Linked DNA regions of Homo sapiens: regions 1, 2 and 4 are each linked to region 3. The links are chromatin contacts, found by Hi-C or POLR2A ChIA-PET in ENCODE. All regions are on one chromosome and are shown on one strand. The core of a region is the stretch at or near the end of the contact, and the rest is flanking DNA. Distances in the headings are between cores, read along the strand shown.

What was found. A loop is a pair of places that touch in the nucleus more often than their neighbours do. ChIA-PET counts read pairs that join two places held with the same protein, here RNA polymerase II (POLR2A). Pooled maps may share reads with other maps.
Region 1: a loop to region 3 is called in a pooled map, with 7 times the contacts of the local background. The contact joins the enhancer-like site here to the promoter of CRLF3 in region 3. A Hi-C loop is called at or near these places in 2 of 37 single-sample maps with no recorded cell type and 8 of 50 pooled maps. POLR2A ChIA-PET finds 5 or more read pairs at or near these places in 2 of 52 experiments (activated CD4-positive, alpha-beta T cell and naive thymus-derived CD8-positive, alpha-beta T cell).
Region 2: a map of CD8-positive, alpha-beta T cell shows a loop between it and region 3 (6-fold over the local background). The contact joins the promoter of EVI2B here to the promoter of CRLF3 in region 3. A Hi-C loop is called at or near these places in 9 of 168 maps with a recorded cell type or tissue (B cell, CD14-positive monocyte, CD4-positive, alpha-beta T cell and 3 more), 14 of 37 single-sample maps with no recorded cell type and 14 of 50 pooled maps. POLR2A ChIA-PET finds 5 or more read pairs at or near these places in 12 of 52 experiments (B cell, CD4-positive, alpha-beta memory T cell, HEK293 and 8 more).
Region 4: a pooled map shows a loop between it and region 3 (2.3-fold over the local background). The contact joins the enhancer-like site here to the promoter of CRLF3 in region 3. A Hi-C loop is called at or near these places in 2 of 50 pooled maps. POLR2A ChIA-PET finds 5 or more read pairs at or near these places in 2 of 52 experiments (HEK293 and activated T-cell).

What each region holds. Positions count from the first base shown.
Region 1 is chr17:30,322,527-30,325,424 of GRCh38, forward strand. TMIGD1 (transmembrane and immunoglobulin domain containing 1) reads right to left here. Exons shown (of 7, transcript NM_206832.3): 4 at 2,290-2,568. Among named protein-coding and RNA genes, the nearest start is that of TMIGD1, 10 kb to the right of the region's middle. Within about 2 kb of position 1,610, at least 5 of the 41 ENCODE cell types and tissues checked have a DNase peak (open chromatin) inside an H3K27ac peak, as active enhancers do.
Region 2 is chr17:31,312,701-31,315,521 of GRCh38, forward strand. EVI2B (ecotropic viral integration site 2B) reads right to left here and starts at 1,354. Exons shown (of 2, transcript NM_006495.4): 1 at 1,279-1,354. The region is part of intron 36 of NF1 (neurofibromin 1); the gene reads left to right.
Region 3 is chr17:30,823,265-30,826,086 of GRCh38, forward strand. CRLF3 (cytokine receptor like factor 3) reads right to left here and starts at 1,428. Exons shown (of 8, transcript NM_015986.4): 1 at 1,259-1,428. The coding sequence starts at 1,387. RefSeq lists a silencer at 1,340-1,719 and an enhancer at 1,427-1,721.
Region 4 is chr17:30,518,270-30,521,107 of GRCh38, forward strand. GOSR1 (golgi SNAP receptor complex member 1) reads left to right here. Exons shown (of 9, transcript NM_001007025.2): 8 at 1,670-1,752. Among named protein-coding and RNA genes, the nearest start is that of GOSR1, 42 kb to the left of the region's middle. Within about 2 kb of position 1,567, at least 3 of the 41 ENCODE cell types and tissues checked have a DNase peak (open chromatin) inside an H3K27ac peak, as active enhancers do.

The sequences.
Region 1 (2,898 bases), core at 360-2,859, 500 kb before region 3:
TTCACTCTTGTTGCCCAGGCTGGAGCGCAGTGGTGCGATCTCGGCTCACTGCAACCTCTGCCTTCTGGTTTCAAGCAATTCTCCTGCCTCAGCCTCCCAGGTAGCTGGGATTACAGGTGGCTACCATCATGCCCGGCTAATTTTTTTTGTATTTTTAGTAGAGACGGGTTTCACCATATTGGTCAGGCTGGTCTCAAACCGCTGACCTCCTGATCCACCCGCCTCGGCCTCCCAAAATGCTGGGATTACAGGCGTGAGCCGCTGCACCTGGCTGACAGCTCTTATTCTATACACAAACCGAAGTAAACTACCTTACCCATTGGCTTGCTTTGGATTCCAAATTTCTGTTGAAAGTGACTTTGGTCGGGGCATGGTGGTTCATGCCTGTAACCCCAGCACTTTGGGAAGCTGAGGTGGCAGATTGCTTGAGCCCAGGAATTCAAGACCAGCCTGATCCACATGGCAAGACCTCCTCTCTACAAAAACAATTTTTTTGATTAGCTGGTTCTGATGGCACGCACCTGTCCCAGCTATTCAGGAGGCTGAAGTGGAAAGATCGCTTGAGCCTGGGGGGATGAGGCTGCAGTGAACTATGATTACGCTACTGCACTCCAGCCTGGGTGGCAGAGCGAGACCCTGTCTCCAAAAAAATAAAAGAAAAAGAAAGAAAAAAGAGACTTTGGCAAGGGTAATTACATAACTGCCCCTCTCCCCTTGTCCTGTTTTATGGTCTCATTTGTAACCAGACCTGATATTTCCCTCCTATATTCATCATGGTTAAATAATCCCAACACATGGGCTAAATCTTGTGCTCAAGAAAAGATCTGTGATGTCGTTTGTAGCTTTGCATGGCCTCATTTAGGTACTTCCTCACTGAGCCGTGAAGCCAGGTGAGGGCTCATGAAAATCTTGGCATTTAGCCCAAGCCCCAGCAGCAGAGCATTTATGCCACCAGCCGTGGGAAGTAGCTAAGCAAGAAGAAATAAGAAAAACAAGTTGGTTTGGAAGAGCCCCACCCAAAACAAGTTTCTGCCCACCTGAAAGCCAATTTGCTAAGCTAGCATCCTGATTGCCACATAAGCTGTACTTTTTTTTAATGTGACACAGAGCAATTATGATTTCTTCTTAACCAGGAGGGATATAATTCCCTGGCCTGCAAGTGTGGTGTTCATAGTCAGGATGGCAGGGCATGAGGCCCACCCTTCCATGCTTTTGTGGTCTTGGGGGAGGTAAATAACCACAAAGCTTTTTCACTGCTTCTATCTCATGGGTATTCAGGATATTTGTGGGTTTGGTTTTTAAAACAAGTAGCCCCTGAGCAATTGTTAGTGCTCCGCAGGACGAATTACTGATCATTCCAGGAATCACAGTGATGGGCATTCAACCACCAGTAAGTCTTCTTCCCCACTAGCCACTCTTTTCATATCCCATAACTCTTCCCCTCAAGGGGAAGCAAATAAGATGTCCTATGGTTACATCACCACAACACTTCTGGCAGGGGTTCAGCTGGCTTCCTGGTGACTGACAAGACTGGCAATAAGTGAGTACAGGGAGGCAAATGACAAAGTGAGTAATGTTCTAACAAGATATGGGAGTCTCAGCTTGTTGGGCTGCTCCTGGTGTGCTAGCATGAGAGCAGACCATGTGTGAATGAGCATTTTTGGCATCTGCTACCCCAGGTATTTTGCCTTTCTCTTTTTGTATGAGCAAGAAATATGAGGAGGGAAAACCCCACAGAGCATCATTTGTTCTGTCATTGTAGAGGTGATAACCCTGGGTAGATGAAGCATGAATCCAAGAGAAAGGGCTTTTTTGTCCCCTTATTTTTTCCTACTCTCTCTGCTGATTACCCTACAGGTTAGAATTTGAGTTAGGAGTGATTGTAGGGATCCATTTTCTTATCTAGTCCTAATTTCTCTTCTCTGTGTGTTTTTTACTTCTGTTAGTTATGAAGCTGTGAACTCAAAAGTCCAGTTGCTACACACATTGTTGCCCAGGAGAATTCATGGAAATACTCTTCCCTAAAAGCCAAGCAGGATTGTTTCCTATATTTGGTTCTAAGAAAGGATTCTTGCTCAAAAAACAGTGTCCTGTATGGAATGGGCATGATTTCCCTGAAAGGATGGACTAGGATTCTTAGTGGAAAAATCCTTGGATGGGGATGATTCTCCAAAGAAAATCCTGGCCCTAATCATAACCGTTATTATCATTTATTGTCACCAGAAATATTCACTGAGCATCTGGTGTGAGTTTTGCACTGTGCTGGGTATTACTTAAAAAGAGCATTACCTTTAACAATCAGGTGAAAGTCCAAGCTCTCCGTTTTCAGAGATGACTTTGCAATACAACTGTAGGTTCCGTTGTCAGGCTTCTCGACTTTGGTGATTGACAGCTGAAAAGACTCACTTGTCTGTTGGATTTGGTGACGGCTTTTCTCTAAATCGAGGAGACTACTGTTTTTGTACCACATCATTTGAGCCTGGGGGTTGGCTTTCACATTGCAAACCAACTTCACATTACTGCCTTCCTCAACTGTTTGGAAGTCGTTTCCACTTAGGAGAGGAGGAACTGCAAGACTCAAGCATTTAGATTTAATTAGCAGATAAGCAATAGTTCACTGTCAGAGTTCAAAGTCTTCCTTCAATCTATCTCATGTGGTCATTTATTCATTTGACAAAAATTTATTAAATACGTACGGTGTGACAAGCACTGGGGTAACAAGGGCAAATAACACTTCCAGTTCCAAATCTCATAGAACTTTTAATGTGATGAAGAAGACAAACCATGAAACAATATATGATTATGAGCATGATATATATAGTAATGATCTATGACAAGCAGACAATTTGTAACACTACCCAAGAGTATAAGCCTTGAGTCTTTCTTCTCTGAGAATTA
Region 2 (2,821 bases), core at 104-2,603, 490 kb after region 3:
AAAGAGATAAATATCTTTATTTTCTGACTTCCACAGTAATTACTTAGAAGAAATCCTTCTAAGAGAAAGTCATGAATATTTATTAAGTGTTGAAATGGGATATCACCCACTATGAACATATTATTCCCTGAAATTACAAGTCTATGTAAAATACTCTTTGCAGTTTTTATTTGCCCATTTTACCCACAGCAAGCATCTTTTATGCATATTAACAATTTTCTATTGTTTATTCTATAGGTTTCTTCTATCTTATACTATGTTCTAAAGTCTCAGATAATGTGACATAAACACGTAGATGATATTAATATACGCATGCATGTTTGATTATTGACTAACATTTTTGGCTTAGTAAGCTTTTAAAATGAGCCATAATGTTTTCATGTCATCATTATTAAATATAAAATCTATATGTAAAAAATAAAGCATGTATAATAATAATAGTCAAATACCACATCTGATTTCTTTTTCTTTCTAAATTAAGTGAAAGTGACCATTCTTACTATGCAAACTAAAGGGGATACAAAAATTTTAATTTATGCATTATATTATGTACAGGAAAATTCTATAAAAAGTACATTAGAACTTTTAACAATTAATATTTTGGAGGTTATAAATTCAGTCATAGCCTGTGGAATCTAGTTCTATTTCTAACCCTTAGCTTTATCTGCCATGGCTATAGTTTCTTTTTAATTCTAAAACTAAGGTTAACAAATATGATTGTGGCTGGGAGCGGTGGCTCACTCCTGTAATCCCAGCACTTTGGGAGGCGGAGGTAAGCGGATCACCCAAGGTCAGGAGTAGGAGACCAGCCTGGGCAACATAGTGAAACCCCATCTCTACTAAAAATACAAAAAAATTAGCCAGGCGTGGTGGTGGGCGCCTGTAATCCGAGCTACTTGAGAGGCTGAAGCAGGAGAATTGCTTGAACCCAGGAGGTGGAGGTTGCAGTGAGCTGAGATCGTGCCACTGCACTCCAGCCTGGGAGACAGAGCAAGACTCTATCTCAAAAAAAAAAAAAAATATGTGTGTGTGTGTGTGTGTGTGTGTGTGTGTGTGTGAGATTAAATAAACTTAAAAGGTCTTATACAAACCTAGGTGAAAATATTTTTCTAAGGCAAGCTGAACTGAGTATTTTTTAATTCTATGCAACAAAACCACAAAAACCTGTTATAGACATCTTTAGACTATCAGAGTTTAAGTTTAAAACACTAATGACAGTTTTTAAAATAAATTTTATATAAAGCAAGATCAAACCAAATTGTGTGAAAATTTTCTTACCTCAGCTGTTAACTTCTTTTGCAGAATGCTAAATTCTTGTTCTAACTGGACATTTTGGTGATTTGGCTAAGAAAGGAAAATGGGTGGTTCAATTCAGATTTAAAATGTTCCTCTAGCAAACTGAAATAGTTTCTGTAGAAAAAGAGGAAGTTTATCAATAGCTGGTTCCGGAAGTGCAATAAACCACAAAGTGACTAAGAAATATATTACTTTAACAGAACTTATTTTGAAATACATTTTGGAGCCCTATGATTTGAGTGCTTTTAATTATGTAAATAAATATTTGAGATACTCTAGTAATATGATTATGTAAATTAAATATTTAGGATGGAGTCCCGAAGAGAAAATTACATGTTCTAAGAAGAAAAGCTGCCAGTTGGGTTATCACTTACAGTGAGATTTCTTCTCATAAGAAGTGAGTGATGTGTTCTGTTTACTTGTATGACCTTAGGCAAGACTCTGCACTTCTGAGTCACCGTTTCCTCCTCTAAAGGAATATTTTATTGGGTTATTGTGAGGATTAAATAAGATAGCATAATATAACATGTATAAATGCCTCACCAACTGCAGGTAACCAATAAATGTAATGTTATTTCCTCATAATATAAAAAGTCCAGGGTAAAAGTATAATTACATTATTTTGCAAATGACAGGATCTCATTCTTTTTTATGGCTGAATAATACTCCATTGTGTATATGTACCATATTTTCTTTATCCATTCATCTGTTTATAGACACTTAGGTTGCTTCCAAATCTTGGCTGTTGTGAATAGTGTTACAACAAAAGTGGGAGTGCAGATGTCTCTTTGTACAGTTTTCCTTTCTGTTGGGTATATACCTAGCAGTGGGATTGCTGGATCATATGATAGCTCTATTTTTAGTTTTTTGAGGAACCACCAAACTGTTCTCCATAGTGGTTTTACTGATTTACATTCCCACTAACAGCGTACGAGAGTTCCATTTTCTCCACACCCTTCCCAGCACTTGTTATTGCCTGTCTTTTGAGTATAAGCCATTTTAACTGGGGTGAGATGAGGTATCATTGTAGTTTTGATTTGCATTTCTCTCATCAGTGGTGCTGAGTACCCTTTCGTATGCCTGTTTGCCATTTGTATATTTGTAATTAAATTATTTTGACCAAATATTTTACTAGTGACTTTTGAGTTCAAGTTCTCAACTATTTATTTGATTACCCACAAAGTAGTTACTTCTCAGTGGAAAATAAAATAAATTGGGGATCATTTTTTAAATAAGAAGTTAACTAAAGTTAACTTGTTACTAAAGGGTAATGAGGGGTTGGGGAGATGGTGTTACCAGTTAATAGGTACAAAAAACAATAGAAAGAATGAATAAGACCTATTTGATAGCACAACAGAGTGACTGTCATTAATACCATAATTATACATTTTAAAATAACTAAAAGTGTAATTGGATCCTTTGTAACACAAAGGATAAGTGCTTGAAGGGATGGATACCCCATTCTCCATGATGTGATTATTTCACGTTGCGTGACTGTATCAAAACATCTCATTACCCTTTAAAT
Region 3 (2,822 bases), core at 178-2,677:
GGCAGGAGAATCGCTTGAACCCGGGAGGCGGAGGTTGTTGCAGTGAGCCGAGATAGTGCCACTGCACTCCACCCTGAGCGACACAGCCAGACTCCGTCTCAAAAAAAACAGATTATATATATACATACTTATATATGTTTGTATATGTTTTATATATATATATAAAACCCAAAACATGTTGAGTCGTTAATGATGAGAATATCCAAAGACACTGTTAGCACAGCACTTTTCTACCATTTTCAGGTTATATGCAGCAAGGAAGTGCTAAGACGACCAACTAGATTAATATCAAGTATGACCCAGAGAAATTCAGATGGAATCCCACTCACTCAAAAAGCACTTATTAAGCAGTTGCGTTAATAGTACTCTGAAGATTATCCGTCCTATCGCCAATTGGCAGCGGGTTATATCTTTTTCTATATATATTCGAGGGTATAGAGAAACCATATGGCTTTCCTGTATCTTTGATAACTCTTGCCCTGTGAAACAGATAACTGCACCACTTGAAATTATATTTAGCTTTTCCTTTCAGCACTCCTCTCTTAAAATCTATTTTTCCATTTCTCTATACCTTTGTATTCCCTCTCTCAAGGAAAAGGAAATCATTTTCCTTCTGCTCTTCCAACATAGCTTCACCTTCACCTTAAATTTTAAACCTTCTAGAACAGGATTACTCTAAATGATTTTTTAAAAAGCATTCAAGATCGTATGACATATTATTCAGGCATTAACCGCATTTATTGTCAAATGCTACTGCTTCTCAATCCCTACCTCTCCCTCACTCTCGCCCCTTAGTCCTCCCCTTCCAATATCCATTTTGTCTCCACTTTCAGCTCTCCCAGGTCACTGTCCCACCTCTTCCTCAGGCTCTCTAAAATCAATGCCTCCCCGCCTACCCACCGCAGGTTTTTTACCAGTCTCCTCCTCCCCCGACTCATCACTACCCGCATGACCCCCTCGGATTCTGCTCTGGTCCCTCACTCTCCCAAACTTCGGAGGCCACCGCTACTCCCATCGCTGCCCCACAGTTTAGTGAACGCTCCTCACACCCTCCCTCCACCCCCAAAACTTCCCCTTACGACCTCCCCAACTCCCACCTTCCCCGTTCCCAGACTCCATTAGGTCTCCTTTCAAATGAATGCCTCTTCCCTACTCCAGAGTTTTCGGACAGTCCCACCCCTCAAAGCCCTCCCAGCCTTCGCCCGGCATCCGCGCCACCCCCGGGCCCACAGCGCCCCTGTGGGTGTGGCCCTCCGACCTGCCTCCGCGCCTCACGCAGCCCCTCAAGCCGGTGACCCAGCTCCCGCCGGTAGCTCTGCGCTGCCTCCACGTTCTCGCGGGCCTCCTGCAACAGCAGCTCAGGCTCCAGCTCCATCGCCCCCCTCATCTGGCCGCGCGGCCGGCGAAACCTAGCGCGGGTTCCCGACTGCACCGGGCGCCTCCAAGCGGCCCGGCGCGGCCTCGCGCAGGCGGAAGCACCGCCCAGCCCCGCCGCCCCATGCCCCACGACGACCTTGATTGACGGGCGCACGGCGGCGCCTCGCGCGGGTGGCGTCCGGGTCCCAGCGCCGCCCGCCCCGCGGCTCACCCCGCCTCTTCCGTGCTGCGGCACAGCGCCGCTGGTTGGGCCTCCTTGGGAAACGTGCTGAGGCCTGGCAAGGTTGATAACCCGCACCTTGCCAAGTGCTTCTCACAGCTCATCGCATTCTTGCCTGACCTTCAGCCCTACCTGTATCTCCATTGCTCAGATGAGGAAATTGAGGGATAAAGGGGGGAATCGGCCGGGCGCGGTGGCTCACGCCTGCAGTCCCAGCACTTTGGGAGGCCGAGGCGGGCGGATCCCTTGAGCTCTGGAGTTCGAGACCCAGCCTGGGCAACACGGCGAAACCCTCTCTCACCAAAAATACTACTACTATTACTATTACTACTACTACTACTGCTACTACTAGCAACACGTAGTGGAGCACGCCTGTGGTCCCAGTGGATCGCTTGAGCCCGGGGGCCGAGGCTGCAGTGAGCTGTAATGGAGCCACTGCACTCCAGCCTGGGCGACAGAGCGAGACCCTGTCTCTAAATAAAAAATACTTTTTTTTAAATTAAAAATTTTAAAAAATAGCGAATCGACTTTTCCAAGCCGCAGAATTTGAGCCCAGATCTGATGACAAAAGCCCTGGTCCTTAAGAGCAGAGCAGGCCTTAGGGGAATTTACTAAGACCCAGGTGTCAGCGGGGAGCAGTGGCTCACGCCTGTAATCCCAGCACTTTGGGAGGCCGAGACGGGTGGATCACTGAGGTCAGAAGTTCAAGAGCAGCCATGGCCAACCTGGTGAAACCTCATCTCTACTAAAAATACAAAAATTAGCCGGGTGTGGTGGTGGGCGCCTGTAATCCCAGCTACTCGAGGGCTGAGGCAGGATAATTGCTTGAACCGGGAGGCAGAGGTTGCAGTGAGCCAAGATTGTGCCACTGCACTCCAACCTGGGCAACAAAGCGAGACTCGGTCTCAAAAAACAACAACAAAACCCAGGTGTCACCACCCAGAAGCTCGTGGACGAATGGGGGATCCAAGAGAGAGGCCCAAGAGATGACCAGCAGGACAGCAATTCTGGCACAAGTCCAAGAAGGGTGTTGGCAAGTGTTATCTGTAAGGACCGTAGTGAATAAGCTGGGCTTGGGCTTGCCAGACCGGAAGGTATCTGTCACAATAGGTGTGACTGTATGTAATAAAACCTTATGGGCAGGGCATGGTGGCTCACACCAGTAATCTTGGGAAGCTAAGGCAGGAGGATTGCTTGAGCCCAGGAGTTTGAGACCAGCCTTTGC
Region 4 (2,838 bases), core at 317-2,816, 300 kb before region 3:
CCTGGCTTTCTTCCCTGGAGATCTCAAGGGAACTTGGGGCCTCAGATGGACCCTCCTTAGTGTGTCTGCTTTTATTCTTGTGCTACTCCATGGAGGAAATGGACCAAAGGTCAAGTCAGGAATTTATACTCTCACCATCATCTTCCCCAAATCTCAATCTCTTGATTTAAAAAAAAAAAAAAATAGATATTTTCAAAATTGCTCAACAGCATTTCATTTTCTGTTGCTATTTATAATGTCAACATGCAAAGCACTCCTCTGAGTGTTACATATCAAAGTGGATACTGACCCTGCCCTCTAGGGCTCTAATGTCCAGAGAGATAAGACTATGGGAAATGAATAATCCTGGAAGTGATAGCAAAATGATACTAACTTAGGGCCAAGCTTGGTGGCTCACACCTATAACTCCAGCACTTTGGGAGGCGGAGGTAGGAGGATGGCTTGAGCCCAGGAGTTTGAGACCAGCCTGGGCAACATAGGGAGACCCCATCTCTAGAAATAATTTAAAAATTAGAAAAAAAAAATTAGCCAGGCATGATGGCACATGCCTGTAGTCCCAGCTACTCAGGAGGCTGAGGTGGGAGGATTGCTTGAGCCCAGGGAGTCAAGGCTGCAATAGCCACAGTCACACCACTGGGCTCCAGCCTGGGTGACGGAGCAGGACCCTGTCCCCCAACCCCCAACCCCCCCCAAAAAAAGGATATTAACTCAAGAGATCTTTTAAACAGGACATCAAGGTAGTCACAGGGAAGAGATTGTGTTCGACCAAAAGTGACTTTCTCTTTTCTCTTTAATCTTTTCTTTTTTTTGAGACAGGGTCTCGCTCCATTATTCAGGCTAGAGTGCAGTGGCTCCATCACAGCTCGCTGTAGCCCCCCCCTCCTGGGCTCAATTGATCCTCTCACCTCAGCCTCCCGAGTAGCTGGGACTACAGGCACACATGTCTAGCTAATTTTTTATTTTGGTAGAGTTGGGATTTCACCACATTGCCCAGGATGGTCTTGAACTTTTGGGCTCAAGTGATCCTCCCACCTCGGTCTTCCAAATTCGGTGCTGGGATTACAGACGTGAGCCACCACACCCAGCTGTTTTAGCCACGTTTAATGAGTCTGTGACCTTTGTCAGCCATCATGGAAACCCAGCATAATGTTGCATGCATGCCTAGTTGGTTCTCAAGTAGAATTTTGGAACATAATCTCTTCATAAATTAAGGGCTGGTTGTGTATTCACATTTTATGATATTTTATATTTCTTTTCTATTTTTATAATTATAATTCCCTTTCAACAGTTTTTCCTGATTAAAGATATTTTAGTAGCTGGCTTCTTTTTAAACTCTTTTTAAACTTTTTAAAGTTTTTAAACTTTAAATTTTAAGAAGCTTTTGTAATATGTGATTTGTCTGTTTATGCCTTATTTTGTTTGTTATTTTGAAGCAAACATAGGAAGTGGCTTACTGCCTTGTATAAAAAGATATCAGAGAACAGTGGAGTCATTTGGAAAAAGCGCAGTGGTAAAGTGGCTTCGGAAGTGATTTTTTCCCCTTATTTTCTGGCACAGTGCTTTCTAAGATGATGTTGCTCACTGTAGTTTTCTTTCACTTTTAAAGGCATGATGGTTCCAGGCAGGATAATCTTAAATGGTGATTTGTCATCTTTTTTTCCCCTTGCAGCATTGCTATGGCAACAAAAGAAAATATGACTTCACAGAGAGGAATGTTGAAGTCAATTCACAGCAAAATGAACACTTTGGCCAGTATCCTTTTTGAATGTTCGCAGTCTGTGTTTTGAGGGTAGAGGGGAGAAGTGTCTGTGTGTGCTTTTATAGGGGGCAGGTTGCCATCATCAGTAGCAGTAGAGCCCATCAGTAATTGCATAATATGAATATACTGTGCATTCCTACTTTGTGAAAGTTTATGCTCTTTAGTACCATTCCTAAAAGACTGCACCTCAGAAGTTTCTTACTACTAGATGTAGAAGAAAAAAATTATAAATGTGAATTTAAAAATTATCCACCAATTTCTTCTACATTTTAGAAAGCTTTTAAATTCATGTTAGAACTCCACACTATACATTATTCTTACCTAAACATGATAAATTATATGCCTTTGTTGTTTTTCCCATTTAGAGATAAGTCAGTGGCAGATGCTTGGAAGGGGGAAGGAAGGAGACAGCCACCCGTGCAGATGAGCTATAGCTACTGATGGAGTTTGTAACTCTATGCACAGGCTGAATTCTAGGATACATTCTCCACTTGTTTGTTGTAACCTCTACTTTAAAATGTTTCAGTTTTCTGTTTTAAATTAGGATTATTAATACTTCCCAGAAACCCACTAGGGAACCAGAAAAGCCTGGCACTCTGAGTCATTTCATTCAGCGAACCTCTGAAAAGACAAGCCTTCTAGGCAAAAAGCTTTCCTCCCCAACTGCCAAAGGGGGAGGAACCTAGAATTTTCAAAAGCTGAGTATCTTGTAGTCCTAGATAATTTGAGTTCACTTTTAGTTTGATATGTCTTTGCCTAAGGAAAAGACTCTCCTGATGTGTGCTGTTATTCTCCAGTCCACTGTGAATTTTGTTCTTGCCTTGTCACCCTAAGTATAAAACCACATGTCTAAAATCACATTTTAGATAGGGCTATAAAATTTACAGAGTGCTGTTATATACATTATCTCATTTTACTAAACTATGAACTCAATTGCCAGCCAGAAAAGCTGATCAGTGAATTTAAGAGTTTGTATTTAGTGAAACTTTTGAAACTTTGAAATAGAAGTGTGAGTCAGATAGCTGATGATTTAAAACACTAAAGCCTTTCTCAATTGTTCATTAGAATTTACCACCACT